Linked DNA regions of Mus musculus: region 2 is linked to region 1. The links are chromatin loops, found by intact Hi-C in ENCODE. Cell type or tissue: heart. All regions are shown on one strand. Links, peaks and the distances in the headings refer to the core of each region. The heading gives the core; the rest is flanking DNA.

Region 1 (8,335 bases), core at 295-8,294:
AGCACTGGGCTTGATTAACGCTGACACAAACTTTATAGGACCAGCATTTTGGTTTGTGGTTGGCAGCAGAGGGTGCTGTGGGCAAGGCTGGGGAAGAGACAACATAGACAGCTAAGGAAACTGGGCCCAGGTGCATACCATTGTTCTTCTCATCAATGGGGGACCGGATGCCACCTCCGTTTACAATGCACATGGACACGTGGTTCCAAAACATTTCATCTGGGTGTCTGAGGTTGTTGTTAATCTACAATAGTGGAAATTGAGTTACTTGGGTCTTCTTTCTTGGTATCATTTCCAGGAATCTGATTGCCTTTGCTGAGAAAACAAAGTATTCTTCCCCTACTCCCATGTGCCCAGAGATTTCCCAACTGCAACTAAAACTCATTGTATACATTATTAATCATAAACAGTTATTAGCCTATCATCTATTAGCCTTCAATCAAACAGAAGCAAAAGTATATTGTGACCAGACCCACGTCAGTCTTTTAGGACAGAGGACTCTTCACCGACTACTCAAACCTATCCCTCAGCTAGGGCACGTAGCAGAAGGCCCTCTCCGGCTGCTGTCAAGATTGCTCCAGGACAGCAGGGTGTTCCAGCCTGTTCACTATCTACTTTATGCCAGGTACTGGCAGTCAAATCAGGCTCATTCTTAACTTTTCTTTTACAAAACACATGTTCCGTTACAGCAAGTGAAAGCACATGCTTTTGTTTGTTTTGAGGCAGGGTCTCTCTATGTAGCTCTTGATGTCCTAGAGTTTGTTGTATAAGCCAGGCTGGCCTCAAATTTAGAGGAATCCACCAGTCAGTCTTTGCCTCCTGAACATTGGGATTAAAGGCATGTACCACTACATATAGCCTTAAACCTTTTATTTTTAGGTTTGTTTTATGTTGTAAGTGTATGAATATTTTGCCTGCATATATGTATGTTCACCACATGTGTGCCTGTGGCAGTCAGAAGAGGGCACCAGGTCCCCTGGAATTAGGGTTACACTGAGCCACTGTGAGGGCTGGGAATTGAACCCCAGTTCAAGTACTCATAAGCTCTGAGCCAACTCTACAGCCCCCAACTGCATTCTTTCTCATTTTAAAACAAGCACAAAAAGTAAAAGTTATATTTACCCCAACCCTTTTCATAGGGTAGCACCTTGTAGTGTTTCTGTCTAGATTTTTCTCTAGATGTTTCTGTCTGGTGGTTTCTCATTACTGATCTCATGATGCTCAAGAGCCAGCCTGGACCTCATGTTGGAAGGTCACAGTCTGCCCTAGAGACCTTGGCTTCACACAGCCCACAAAAGCCACTTTGGCTAGTTGGCCCCAGAAAAAATGTTCTTCACGAATGATTTTGCTATAGCCAGGGACTTTACCATAACTGTGTATTTTCCTTCTGTGCTTGGAAAAGAAGTACAAGTTATATAGGCTCATGTTCTTTAGAGCCAAGAGGACAAACCAGGGAAAACCTGCCCTGCCAAATGAGGTCCAAGCAGATGTACTATGCTAACATCTGGTGCACTTCCTGTCTTCAGATCATCTTACAGAAAGAAACACCTCAAATTTGGACATCTAAGAAAGACATATTTTAAAAGGGTTTTGTCTTTGTAGAGGAATAAAGTGATACTCTGCTAAGTGTTTTGGGCCTCCTTGCCAAGGTATTCGGTATGAAACCAGTCATGCTTCTGTCTGGGCACAAAATGTGCCAAAGTCCCTAATTCTGCCCCTTGTTGCATCTTCTCCCCATCTTCCTTTCCTCCCTCCCTAGACGCAGCCCCTGAAGACATCTCACCATGGCATCACAGATCAGGTTTCCCATGTTGCATTCCCTGAAGCGGCACGTCTGAGTGGAGCCATCCAGGTAGACGATCGTTCTCCCGAGTTCCTGGGTAGAATAATTATCTAATTTTATCCTCCATTGGTTAATGTCTGCTTTGATGGTCGCATCTAGAAAGAAAGGACATCAGAAAGGTGCAAGTGAGGGAGAGGAAGGCCTGTAATCCGGGCAGATCTCCTAGTGGGTGGGTTCTAGAGAAATGGAGTTTTGCCAGGCTTCCCTGCTGGAGCTTTGCGGTGCTCACATCTGTGCATTTTGGTTGTGGCTATAAAATCCCTTAGGAATGTTTATTTTGTTTGCTGACATTAATACCTGGGTGTATTTTGCCTTGAAGATGCTTTGAGCAGCTCAACATCAACACCTGGATGAGCCCCTGTGAGCCCACCTAGGATGGCACCATGGTCTTGCCATGAGGTTTGGCAGGCTGGACAGGTACAGAGGACCTGCTCAGGGTGTGGTTCCCAGCTTGCTTCCTCTCCAGCTGCTGAGAAGCCTAGGTTGTGAGCACAGACTCTCCTGTGCAGAGTAGGGCCTCACTGCCCATCCTTCTGAGCTGATGATGGTAAACAGCAAAGGGCTAGTAGAAGAGATCGTGACAGTGGGCCCATGCAGCATATGAAAACAGATGGCATAACAATATTCTTTTATTCTGAGTCTCAAAAAAACAAGGTACTTCTTGACAGACATGGGGGTACAATATACCCCCAGCCTAGGCTATATGTGGAGAGGCTGCCTCAAAACAAACAAACAAACAAAAACAGAAAAAAAGCAGTATTTGCTTGTTTCATGAATGAAGACGCTGAGGCCCATACCACACTGTCACTGCCTCTTGTTAGGTGGTCCAGATTTTGAGTGCTACTCTGTCCTATTTGAATTCCTTGTTTTGGTTCTCTTCTCTAGATAGGAGCTGATTGTGGCTTCTGCCCCACAGGACTAAGCTTTTGCAAAGCAAAAGAAGCTGTAGTGCACTGAGCAGACTTGGAAAAAAAAACCATGAGGGTTTGAGAGTGTGGCATTTCTTTATGAGCAAAGAGTAAATGCAAGGGGGAGGCTAAATTCTTCACAAGTGTCACTCACAGTCATTTCCTGAAACAAAACAAACAGAAGAGGGTGGAAGATGTAGCCACCTCTCCCCAGATCTCACCTTCAGGAATGCTGCTGTTGAGAAGAATGGGATTTCCATAGGAAGTGATAACATTGCCTTTATCATCAAACTCAACCTTCAGGTAGCCCAGGTATTTGCCAAAGGCATAGGCCTGGACCACAGGCACCTGCCGTCCATCATCTGCGGTGACTATGAATGGGTACTTCCCCGCAGGCACTTCTTTGGAAGGTGGATTTCCTGAAATAAAAGAAGCAAATTTGATCAGGTCCGCCTTTGCATATGGCAGGCCACTGGCTGAATGACAGCAGATTTTGACTTGGAGATTCACCATCTGCTGCTGTACATGGCTGGTCTTTCAGAGCCCTGTGGGACATTTGTCACTGACTCCAAATGCCCTTTTGGCACATAAGTCCTGCCATTCTCTACTCAGTGGGCATTTACTAAGCTGTTTCTAAGTCTGGGGCATTGTGCCTGGTAGTCTGATGTGGGTCAAACAGAAATAGAACACTGCCAAGATTATCTCTCTTTCATGCAGACTCACTCTCTCTTCCCCCTGGCTGAATGAAAACTAAGCCATTTTGATGTATTTCTGTTTCTGGATAAAACTCTTCTGCCTCTGCTTCCCAAGGGCTAAGATTACAGGTGTGCTACAATACCTGCTAAGCAATATAGGAAGGGAACTCAAGTGAGTGAATTAACAGTTCTCATTCTACGGGGTTGTCCAGACAATTCAGTGTCTTTAGATCCTCAGTGTGTGCCGGCCAGGCATAGTAGGTACACCATTTGTACTGCATGCCTCTTCCCCTTATAAGACGAAGGCATCCTCTAGAAACCTTGCACACACACTCATGGGCCTATAGTTGTTAATGAGGACCAAGGAGGGATGACTGAGCTGTTCCTAGGGTGACCGTGCTTTCTCAGGCAGGGACAGGCTTGCCCTTCACTGCAGGGGATAAGATGTGTAGGGAAGCCTCTACCTTGCTTTGCCAAGACATCCTCTTCTGGGCAGTGTTTGGAAAGCTGCAATTCCCCTAGCTGTCCATAGCGTGGCAGAGAATACCCCAGCCAAGTGGAAAAAAGATTAACAAATTGCAGAAATCTGGCATTCGGCACTTTCTTGGAAATTAAAGGGAGTGGCAAGCCAGACTTCTAGCCTTGGGTCTTTTTATTTTTTTATTTTTATTTTTTTTTCCTTCCTTCCACGGCAATAGCTTAAACAGAATGTTAGAAGTTAGGAACCTGCCATCCCTGTCAGATGCCCCAATTAGCTCAGCATGCACTCTGGCAGGGAGCACCTACTCTCTAGTTCAAAAAGGTCTTGATGTTCCTTTTCTGAGAACAAAAGATACATCAAGGTTATCTCACAAAGACCTAGTCAGGAACAGCAGCTTCCTTTGTGGCTGAGGTAAAAGTGGGTCTGGCTGCTAATCTCCTCCCCCACCCAGGCTGAGTTCCCATCACCCCCCTCCCCCCACTCACTCCCCATACATTTGGCAACCCCATAAAACCACCAGCGGGGGGGGGGGGGGGGGGGGGACAATCCAGACCTTCACATTTTCCACACTGTTCCTTGCTTTCCAGCCAAAGAACTAAACATTTATTACTTTCTGCTGTACTGAGTTATTTTTCTTGGACATGTATTTCCAAGCCTACTTCTGCTCAGATTTTTACCTCTCTTAATCCCCATGATTTTATTTATTTATTTATTTAGAGGAAGCTACACCACTATCACTTTTTGTTAATGCAAGCTTGGGCTCAAAGAGATGATGTAAATAAACTGTTAGTACTGACTGAACCAGGGAACAGACTGAGCCTGGAAGAGTATCAAGCCCTTTTCACAATCTCAAGCCAGATTCCAGTGAAAGAAAAATGAATTCCTGCACGTAAAGACCTCCAACCAGCAGAGCTAAGGCAGCACAAGCTTCCAGCCTGTGAGAAGCTCAGTACTAGGGGCCCGGGGCCCGTGAGTTCTCAGGAGTTGACCAACTTCCCTTATAACAACTCTACTTGGGATTGGATCCCAACTTCAGAGCTGGGCTTTTCAATAGACTCGTTTCATCTTGGAAAGCAACCATTTGAAGACTAGCTTCCACGAACTACTGCTGTGTGCGTGCAAAATGTGGCTTTGCTCTAAAGGACGCGGTGCTGAAGCTGAGCCGGGCAGAGCCTATGTAAAAGGACGAGATCAAGTGGTCACTGGGATGAGGAAAGTCCTTGTCTGACCCAAGAAACACCCAGAGAGATCACTGCCAAGGCCACTGGTCAGACCTCTGCCCTTTGGCTGGTTCTCCAGTGTACACAGGAAACCCTGAATGTCACCAGTTCTTATCAAGCGCCTGGAAACAGTTCCTTGGAGAGTGACTCTCTGTCCTGTGCATGTGACAAATGTTAGGGTTGTTTTGGAAAGGCACGATTATCCAAAGCCCAGCTTTCTTTTCGTGGGGCTTGTGTATGTATGCGTGCGTGCGTGCGTGCGTGCGTGTGTGTGCTGGGGCAGAGGGTTAGGGGGTCTCAGTGTTTATTTCTGGATGGTCACTATATTGTAGACCAGGCTGGCCTCGGACAGTTGCCTGCTTCTGCTTCCCAAGTTCTGGGATTAAAAGTGTTTATCACTATGCTTGGCCCTGTTTTTTTTTTTTTTTTTTTTTTTTGTTTTTTTGTTTTTTTGTTTCTGCTTCTACCTCTCAGGTGCTTGAATTACTGGCCTGTGCCACATCCGCCTTGAAACCTATCTTTTAAAACTGTGGGTCATGACCCACAGTCATAAGGGAGAGTATTGTGACTGAATGGCAGGCTACTGATCATACAGTGACCAAACACCCTACCCCTGCCCGGGATGGATTTTCATCTCAGAGTAATTACCACACACTGCATCTTTTTTCTTTTTCTTTTTCCTTTTTTTTTTTTTTTTTTTTTTTTTTGAGACAGGGTTTCTCTGTATAGCCCTGGCTGTCCTGGAACTTAAGACTTCACGGTAGCCTTGGTTCTGAGCACATATGTGCACTTCGCGCTGCACATGTGTGGTCACACTGGCAGTGACAGTATTGATCAACTCTGAAAAAGCACTGAAGATGCTGAAGTATCAAATATTCAGCTAAGACTTAAGTTTCTACATAAAAATAAGCAAATCTATCTTACTAATATGCAAATTTACTTTTGTCTAAGATAAATGGTAAAAATATATACATACCAACTAATTACCTTAAAATAAGTTTCTTGCGTTGGTGAGATGGCCCAGTGGGGAGAATGCTTGAGATACAAGCCAGAGTTCTATCCCAGGAGCCCACAGTAGAGAGAGAACCAGCTCTCAAGCTAGATGTGGTGGCACGTGCCTGAAACCCCAGCATCCAGGAGATGGAAGCACAAGGACACAAGTTCAAAGTCATCCTTGGCAATCTAGCAACTTCTAGGCCAGGTATAGAACCTGATCTTTAAAAAGGTGCGGCAGGGAGCACATACCACACTGACTGAAAGGACTACGGGTAGTGGCTTCTCTCTTTCCTTGTTACTCTAATACAGCAGTGAGTCTTCTAACCCTGTCCTAGGTAAAGAACACATAGCAGTTTTAGTTCAGCTGCTCTATAATTTATTTTGTGAATTCCCACAAATTTTAATTCTGTAGTCTTAACATAATTGCTGTTCCTTAAATATATGGATAATGTGAAGTTCATACTTAGTAAATGTGTGCTTAGGTCTAGAATCAATCATACTGGAAATAAAGTAATTTGTTTTTAAAATCTGACCAGTCAAATATTTTAAAAGAGTTGTATAAACTCCAGCTTACTGGTGCACGCCTTTAATGATAGCACTTGGGAGGCAGAGGCAGGTGGATCTGAAGACAGAGGTGTGTCTGAAGCCAGCCTGGTCCACACAGCGAGACACTGCCTCAAAAAAAAAAAATTCTGTACTTAGTAACATCCATTTAGCAATACTGCACACCCGCGCCGCATGTGTTAGCCACCCAGGCTAACAAGAGAAGAATATGAAAGCAGCCAGACTGGTCAGGATACGTGAAGTTTCAGCACTTCTGAAGGCTGGCTTCAAAAGAAACACACAGTGAGGAAGCTCTAGGAACTAGAAGGGTCCAAGAGTGGGATGGGACATGGGGGCCCAAGAGTGGAGTTCTGAAGCTGTCTGCCAAGGACCAAGTCTCAGCCTTGTCTGAGAAGTGAAGTGGCTGAGGTGGAGTGGAGGTGACACTCATTCAGGGTATTGGAGAAGGATTCTGTGAGCCCAGGGTACTGGATCTGTTGTCCACACAGACGCACTTCCTCACAGGATGACAGCAGGAGCTGGTGTGCAGACACAGATAGGAAATTGGGTACTGACCACTTGGTGATATGGGAGGGTGCTGGGAAGCTATTGGTACAGTGGTAAGATAGGGGCAGGTGGTATGAGCCCCACACTTTACCGTAGTAGTAGCTTGCAGACATTATATGTTGTTCTCCCAAAAAAAAAAAAAAAAAAAAAAAAAAAAAGGAAAGAGAGGGGAAAAAAAACTTCTTAAAATCTCAAAGAGTAACTAGTTAATTTCCATGCATGTTTGTCTTTCTAGGAAGCAGTATGTCAGAAAGGAAGAGGTCACACATTCCCAGGACTGAGCCCTTTACTGAACTGCAGATTAGAAACTGATATCCGCTCTTATCCAAGAGAAGAACCAAATGTCCAGTCCAGCTATTGACAGGCAGACAGGGCAGTCCCTTGTCATGCCTGCTGCAGGCTCCGACTTGAACTACTTTCCTACTTTTTATCATAGACCATTTTTTGTGACTCTGGGGTGTAACTCCTTCAGAGGCAGCATTTGCCTCTTGGGCCTCCTTCCTGCAGCTCTTACACTTTGCAAGCCTGACTGGGAAGGCTTCTGCTCTTTGAGTGTGACATCCAGCCATGCCAGGGTTAGTGGAAAGAACCTGGACAGAGTTCCTCCACTGGTGGGGTATCATGCACTAGTAGTTATGCTACACTTAACTTGGAGGTTTTTAGAATGTGGGTTACAAATAAACAACAAACAAGACAAGAAGGGAACTAATTTAGTGGGCAGTAATACACACAAAAGACTAAATAAAAGACCAGAGTCTATCAGGTGCTATTCAGGTGCTTCAGGGACGTTTTCCTTTGGGCTGTGTGCATGTCACATGCTGAGACATTTCTTAAACTTTAAATTTCTAGCTGAGCATGATGGCTCATGCCACTATTCCCAGCTCTACAGAGGCTTACATAGAAAGACTGCCATGATTTGAGTCTAGCCTGGGCTACAGAGTAAATTCCAGATCAGACAATAAGATCTGGACTTAAAACACAAAAGGATGTATGCTTCCACAAGCTGTGTTCTTTTTACTACATTTACTATGTAATGTTTAACAGACTTAATTTAGCTTCTTGGTAATTTCTTTTCTTTTCTT
Region 2 (8,335 bases), core at 289-8,288, 87 kb after region 1:
GTCAGGCTTAGCAGCACGTGCCCTTTCCCACACTGAGCTCAGGAATGAGATTTTAAATATGATGAGAATGCAGGGGTAGAAAAGGGTGGCTTTGGAATGTGTAACTCAGAGTCTGATCTCTGGCACAGATGATAAATAATGTAAAAGTAAGTAAGATGGCAATGCAAGAAATGCTATTTATTATTATTTACTTATCTCTATAAAGCAAAAGGCACTTTATAACGTTCTATGTGTATTCTATGAAATATGATGTATACCCTCCCTGCCTAATGTATTTTGGTGACAATGATCTCTAGGGTTGGTAGGTGAACAAATGCATTTTGTATCATAGTGGAAAGTGTTTGTATGTTTCATCAGAAATAAATGATACATGGTTTATTGTACCATGTTGTTTTACATTACAGAACAAAACAAAACAAAACAACAACAACAACAAAAAAAACAAAAACAAAGAGGAAGACACCCTGCCTCAGGACGGCTCTGATTGCTTGCCCAGGGTTTTCCTTAGTCACTAAATCTACCATGCTTTCCTACCTGACTTATCACATCTAATTTTTCAAGTCCCCCCCTCAACCCTCCACTGACTTTGTCCGAAGACCTGGAACATATTTCTAAATCTGATGGGGTTTAGTGAAAAGAAAGAGTTGTTAGAAGAGATAGGAATTGAGTAAGTATTCAACGTATAACAAGGTCTGTGAGACTGGAAGGGATAAGAATGAGTACAAACAGAGCGGACCTTGCATGCAGAGCAAGGAGGGAGGAGCATGCAGAGTGTGTGGAAGCTCACAGCATCTGGAGTAGAAAGTGTGAGGCCAAGTGAGAGACTAGATAAGTAGGCTAAGCAGGGGTAGATCAAGAGCCCTCCACCCCTTGCCAGATTGTGGGGTTCATTGGTTTGTTTGTTGGTTTTGGTTTCCTGAGACAAGGTTTCTCTCTGTATATCCTTGGCTGTCCTGGAACTCACTCTAGACCAGGATGACCTTGAACTCATGGAGGTCTGCCTGTTTCTGCCTCCTGAGTGCTAGGTCTAAAGGTGTGTGCTGTCACTACCTGGCTCCTGGTTATGAGGCTTATTTTACAATGTTTACAGTATTGCCAGAGGGAAGCCTGCAAGCAAAGCAGTGTGCTCAGGATGAAGTTTTAGGTATGGAAACTTCATTTCCCTGATCTCTCTAGCCGGGACCACAGATGATAGTGATTCTGGGGATGGATTGGAGGTTTCCTTCCTGCCTTTATACAGGCAGTGCTGATAGAACCTTCGGGTTTCTGGAAATGGTCTAGGCACAGTAGGCAGGTAATGATGGACAAAGTCCCTGCTCTCGTAGGAAAAACAGACAAGCCCACCAGATATCGTTAGATAGAGAGGGACTATCCTAATGCAATGAGCAATGGTGGGCCAGGTGACAGGAGCAGGGTTGCAGCTCTCCCTGCCACCCCCACAACTTGTTGTGTTAGCTAGGAGCAGCTTCCTCCAACTGTCACATGCACTTCTGGAAGACCTCATCCCCACAGGAGCAACATTACATCATCATATACGGGATGTGTGGGAAAGGGCTTCCTTGAGCAGTCAACCACAGATGTAAAATCTCCACTAAACACTCCCTTCCTTTAGTCATTTTCTCTTGAACAATAGTCTTCTGTAGCCCGGTTAGTCTCCATATACAGCTGAGAATAACCTTGGTCTCCTGATCTCTTTCCTTCTCTTCCCGAGTGCTGGGTTTTCAGGCCTGCACCACCACATTGGTTACCTCTGTTCTTATGAGTTCTGTCTAAGCCTCATCGCAAGGTGAAGAGGTGAGAACAAACTTGGAATCTGTGTTAAATTCCCAAGACAGAGAAAAGGACATAGGGCAGAAGGACACATGTGTACCGTGCTGTGTAGCTACTTTCTTGGAACAGAAGCTCCTTGAGACTCAAAAGGTTCTAAACTGAGGCTCTTTATGTCTCAGACAGTGAACAACTCAGAAATCTCAGGAAGTCCCGCAAGCTTGCCAGATGCATGTATAAACTGTAAGGACTCCATGTCGTCCACAGATCTCCAGAGTTCCAAGCTCCATGAGTCATCACCTCCGCTGGATGATTCAGCTGCCTCTAAGCATGGTCCTGTAAGGAACCCATGTTCCTGTAAGTAGCTCCAGGAAACTCACTCACTGTGGAGCTAGAAATAGACTGAAACTACAGGGAGCAGGGAGAGGTCAGCACCGCACAGTCTTCTGGAGACGAGACACCATTGCAAGAGAATCTGTCGCAGGGGAGCCCTTCTGCTCTTGCCCCAACTGTCCTCTCTTAGACACATGACAGCAGTGCTGTGAGAGAACTTTTACATTTTTCCACATGAGGGCTGAGTAGCTGTTGCTTTCTTTATGAGAAATCTGTGATCATCATCATCTTCTCCTCCTCCTCCTCTTGCTCCTCTTCTTCCCTTCCCTTCCCTTCCTCCTCCTCTTTCTCCTCCTCCTGTTACTATTGTGCCATTTTTTTGGATAGAATTTTCTTCCAGTAGTGGCACAATTCTACATATTCAATGTCTGCACAGACATCAGCTAAAACTGATTATAACCCCTCCAACACACACACACACTCTCTCTCTTGCTCTCTCTCTTGCTCCCTCTCGCTCTCTCTCTTGTTCTCTCTCTCTTGTTCTCTCTCTCTTGTTCTCTCTCTCTTGTTCTCTCTGTCTCTTGTTCTCTCTCTCTCCCTCTCTCTCTCTCTCTCTCTCTCTCTCTCTCTCTCTCTCTCTCACACACACACACACACACACACAGGCACAACCTCTGGATTCATACAATGTCAATTGAGTGGAGGCAAGCAAGCCTCCTCCCATAACACTTTACCAACTCTGTTGTGTTTGAATGCTTCTGACTACAATCAAAACACAGCATCAGTTGAGCAGAGGCAGCAGCTAGACAGCTGCTCATTTGAGTGTGGTCAAGGACACTGACATCACTGTTTAATCATCTGTTTGCTCATCCTAGAAGAAAGGGAGATTGGTCACCACTGTACTTTGATTGTGTTCAACTCAATCACCATGTTCCAAAAATAACAGGTTGTTATCGTCAAATACTCAGTTATTTTCAGTTCCCCTCCACTTCAACATGCCACAGCTATAACTGAAGAGCACAAGAGCAAAGAGACCATGGCTAACGTGTTTGCTGGAACCACTCATTGTTCCGGCTGATCTACTCCTAGCATTTTCTTCCTATTTCTGGTGTTCATAAGGTTGTTGTTGTTTTTAAAGATTATTTTAGTTTATGTGTAAGGGTACTATCTTAGTTAGTCTTCTGTTGCTGTGATAAAACACCATGACTGAGGCAATTTAAAATGGGAAGTGTTTATTTGGTGCTTATAGTTTCAGAGGGTTTGAGTCCATGATCATCATCGCTGGGAGCATGGTAGGAGGCAGATAGGCATAGTGCTGGAGAAGTAGCTGGATGCTCATCTTGAGTCAGAACCATGAGGCACAGAGATATAACTGAATGGTGTGGGCTTTTAAAGACATTCAAGTCCATCTCCACTGACATACCTCCTTCAATAAAGCCACATTTCCAAATCCTTCCCAAACAGCTACACCAACTGGGATCAACTAATCAAATATATGAGCCAATGTGGGGGGGTATCATCATTAAAACCACCACTGATGTTTTGCCTACTTGTGTGTCTGTGTATCTCATGCATGCCTGGTGCCCATGGACGCCAAAAGAAAGCATTGGATACCCTCGAACTGGAGTTACAGACAGTTATGCGCTGATTACTAGGGATAGAGCCTCAGTTCTCTGGAAGAGTAGCCAGTGGACTTAGCCTTTGAAGCATTTCTTCAGCCCCCTAAAGATTAATTTTTTATTAATTATGTATATGTATGTGTAGGTGAGCACTAGTGTCCTCAGAGGCCAGAGGCATCAGATCCTCTGGGAGCTGGAGTTATTTGCAGGCAATTGTGATCTACCCAACATGGTTGCTGGGAACTGGTCCTCTGGAAGAGCAGTATGTGCTCTTAACCTCTGTGCAATCTGTCTAGTCTCAAAGTATAAAGTATACAGATTTTATATGTACAAAGGTCTTTAGGTATACATTTTATGTTCTTAAGAATGTGCACATATTTGTATTTAAACTTTGAGGCTTTCATGACCATCATTGGAGCAAGTTATTACATAGAGGATATAAACTTGCCAAGCCTCACTTTATGTAGCTGTGTCAGTGTAAAATGTTCTTATGCCCTCTGTGCTGTCCTTCCCTCTGTCTAGAGCTTGAAGACGCTCAAAGGAAGCTCTCACAGAAGAGAAGAGGCAGCTAAGGGGCCTGAGAGTGGGTGGATTCAAGGAGAGCATGACAGCTAGTACCCAGTAGCTGGGTGCTGTCACCAAAGGCAGAACTATGTGGATCTTAGGAGCTCTGGACATGTCCATGTGGACTAGCATATACCCTGGACTTTGCACAAGTGTGTAAAACATTAACTTAGTAAGACAAACCTTTCCTTAGAAAGGAAGTTTCCAGATTTCAAACCACTTGGCTTTTGATTCCACCTTTTCTCTCGATTTGAGTCAAAGCCGTGTTTATACTTTTCCCCTTAACACTGATGAGGGCTTCCCACTTTTCTCTGTAAGCTTTGTGTCTCACTAAACCCACTGTGTTTACTTTTAATTTATAGCAGCACGCTTGTATCAGACTCCCGGGAAATGGTCTGGTCTGCAGTTTTTGGAACTGTGACCTAGAAGGATGTATTGTTTTAGCTTAGAGAAACAAATGAATGTTTCTACCTGGCCTTGCTGAGGGCTTTCTGTGCTGGATTGAGGCTGACACCTGGGAGTCTCTCAGCTTGACTGGAAAGCCCCAGTGAGCCTTCCTTACGTTGTCTTCTGAGATCCCTTTCTGGAATTCTTTGCCAAACTTTTATTTATTTATTTATTTATTTATTTATTTATTTATTTATTTATTTAGACCTGTTGCAAACCAAGGGCTGAGGGGAGTGACTGGTTAATGTGACCTGCTTCAGACCACACTGTGACTCCACTTGGCTCCCCACAGGATTCATGCCAGCTTGGAAGATAAACAAAAACCCTGCCCATGCCTGAGAGTGTTACTTATGTGCACAGTGCAGACAGGCCTCATCCAGATTTCCTGAACCTTTGCCAGCCAGATTGACTCAGCTCTCCCAGTGATGCCCAGTTTCCTACCCATGTGGCATATGTGAGCATAAAAACACTACCTTGTTCTCTCAGAACAAGGTTAGCCCTAGACTAGTGTTCTGAACCTCCAGTCTTCCTGCTACACAATCAAAGTGCTCCCTGGATAAACTTTGATATGTAAGTTTTAAAAAATATTTTAAATGGCTCTGTGGTTAGGGGTGGGATTTCAGTTCCCAGGACTCCATGAAAGGAATCTCCCAGCTGCCTATAACTCCAGCTCCAATTCCCTTTTCTTGTCTCCTCACATACAAAAACACACACACACCACCACCACCACTACCACTACCACCACCACCATCACCACCACACGCACGCACATGCACACATACCTACACACATACCTACAAATAAATGAAAAATAAAATAAATACATTTTAAAAAGAGAAGTGTGATATCACGTATGCTACCCCCCTAAAGCTGGGTTCCCAGCTTGGAGCTTTACTGCCTTGCTTCAGAATGGTTCCTCAACATCAATTTGTTGAAGCAAAAAATCAAGAAGCAAGCTGTCAACCCACTAAGCAAGGGCTCTGCTCTAAGCTGGCTTACCCGTTTCCTGAACAGACTCAGCATTGCCCAGGCTGAGCCAGTGACTGGGCACACCTCCTGCAAGGCTTTGAGTAACTGTGTGGTTTAGAATTGCATCAATCCTGCGGACAAGCGTTGTTTCTTCAGACTTTCCAGAGACCGATCTAGACAGACAGCTGTCATTTCCTGAGGATGTGATTCATTCATACCCAGCTAAGGGTTGTGTTGCCCAGAGAACAGAGACTCTGAGAGACCAAAGTCACATCTCTGTGCCTTGTTCCAAGGCTGGCCATTGGAGTCTAATGATGCACCAAGAAAACTTGCTGTAGGGATAGAAATCCAGTCCCCAGCTGTCTCCCTTCTTGTTGAAGTCAATTTACTCTTTTTATTTTATCTATCTGTCCATCTGTCCATCCGTCCTTCCATCCATCCATCCATCCATCCATCCATCCATCCATCCATCCATCCACCCACCCACCCACCCACCCATCCATCCATCCATCCATCCATCCATCCATCCATCCATCCATTCATCCATCCACCCATTCATCCATATATCTACCTATCTTACTAAAAGCTTCTTCGGCCCTTGGCACATTGCTTGAACGACATTTCTTTTGCTTAGAAAGCATGCCAACTTTGTAAGGCACTTCCATGCCGCAGAGTTTCTTAATTCCTCAGCTTAGGAAGTTTGCTAGGAGCGTGTGCCTTGTGCTGACTTGCCCATTTCTATGCTTTTTGTGAGAATGTTTGATTCTACCCTAACCTGGACTCCAGCTTTATCTGTCAACTCACACAACTGCATCCTCTTCTCTCATATATTCATTTCCTTCTTTACATCTTCCACTAGTATGTTGCACATCAGTTATGTGCCAAATATTTGCTCAGTTATTCTATGATGTGGAGAAATTTTATTCACTATAATTCTGGACAGGAGTGAGAATGATAGGGGCTGGCCCCTAGCGGAGAAGCAGGTACTGGCCAACAGGCTGAAGTGACCCTCCTGATGTGTGTGGAATGGCTGCTTAAACTGGAGCTTCTGAAGATGGAGTATAAATTTAGGGCTCAATCTTTTTTTTTTTTTTTTTTTGAGATAGGGTTTCTCTGTATCGCCCTGGCTGTCCTAGAACTCACTTTGTAGAGCAGGCTGGTCTCAAATTCAGAAATCTGCCTGCCTCTGCCTCCCAAGTGCTGGGATTAAAGGCATGTGCCACCACCTCCCGGCGGGGCTCAGTCTTTAAGGAAGCAAAGTATGGGAACATGTTGTGCTGTGAAAATGCTCCTGAGGCAGGGGAACATTGGGAATAGTTTCGAGCCTGGGACTCTTTGGTTAGGGCTATATACACACCTATTTCCTAATAATAATAGACTTGGTAGCTTGAAATTCTTTTTTTTTTAATTTTTTATTAGATATTTTCTTCATTTACATTTCAAATGCTATCCCAAAAGTCCCCTATACCCCCACCCCCGCCCTAGCTTGAAATTCTTATCTGCACACACACCTCACTCTGAATAATGCACCTAGCAATCTAGCATCTAGATCCCACTTGTATCTAGATGAATACACATCCATCTCTGAATAGTGGAATAGATTTCTCCTCTCCTTAAACTCAGACAGAGTACATTCAATCACACTCTCCTCATGTCTGAATAGAAGACCAGAAAGGCATATCTGGCCTGAACTGGTTTTAGATCAACCAAAACCTTATGAAACAAAGCAAATCAGTGTCCTCAAGTGATAGTTATGGAGAAGCCCATTTATCACTCTATGTGTCTATGTGTAACTATGTGCACACATGATTAAAACCAGATGCATTGTGGGAAGAGAAACGTGTACTAGAGCTTAATCTATCAGGCAGAACAGGGAACCTCCAAATAAATGTGTTCCATCAGTAGCCAGCCCTTCACTCTTTTAGACTCCATAACAAGAGACCCCAGGAAGTAAACAGGTTATTGAGTGTCTTCAGCCTTGTGGTCTGCCGCTCTCCTGCTCTCTTAAATATTCTGATCTATTCTACAGCTTCATTTTGAATCAAGTTTCCTTGCTACTTTGCAAGTTGTGTGGGTTTTTATTCCATTCTTGGATTAGAGGCCAAGAACCCACAAACACCCAGCCCAGATTCTGACCACTGAATATTCCCACTCTCAAGGCTGTTATGAAAACTGAGAGGGGAGGGTTTTAGATCTATATTGGCCTAGATAGAAACCTTGTAAAGAAACAGACCCAGAGAGTAAGGTTCCTCAAGGATGCCATAGTTCTCACTGGGTAGCTATAGTAGTCATCCAAGATGGTGTCACTGGGAAGCTTGATCTAGGGTCCCCTACTCTGTGTCTTCTTCTTCTTTTTTTCCTATTATTCTCTTTATTTTAGATAGAACATATATAGCTCAGACTGGTATTGAAGTCACAGTGTAGCTGAGACTCTGTGTCTTCTTAGGGCAGAAGAATTGAGAACTTTTTTCCCTCTGGGTAGCAACAGGCCAGAGGATCATTGATTACACAATAACAAAACAAAAGAAAACAAACCTAGGGCTTTAGTGGCAGAGCAAAGCCTTGCTTTGGGGACACTGTGAGCCTGGACTTCAGCCTCCATCTGTCCCTGTATTAGTAATGGTGACTCTGACTTC

Evidence for each region. A loop is a pair of places that touch in the nucleus more often than their neighbours do. Peaks named below come from ENCODE experiments on the same cell type or tissue, not always from the same donor. Only the 100,000 strongest peaks of a DNase experiment are listed, where the experiment ranks them.
Region 2: it touches region 1 in a loop (2.4-fold over the local background); 4 of 42 quality-filtered maps call a loop at or near these places.

Annotation. Positions count from the first base shown.
Region 1 is chr9:88,358,271-88,366,605 of GRCm38, reverse strand. Nt5e (5' nucleotidase, ecto) reads right to left here. Exons shown (of 9, transcript NM_011851.4): 4 at 2,973-3,170; 5 at 1,784-1,938; 6 at 139-244. Among named protein-coding and RNA genes, the nearest start is that of Nt5e, 35 kb to the right of the region's middle. In heart, for the core only: a CTCF peak has its summit at 3,989; a DNase peak (open chromatin) is centred at 5,205; H3K27ac peaks cover 252 bases.
Region 2 is chr9:88,270,976-88,279,310 of GRCm38, reverse strand. It overlaps the pseudogene Gm5066. Among named protein-coding and RNA genes, the nearest start is that of Gm28231, 15 kb to the right of the region's middle. In heart, for the core only: no CTCF peak of the experiment used is centred there; a DNase peak (open chromatin) is centred at 5,130; H3K27ac peaks cover 922 bases.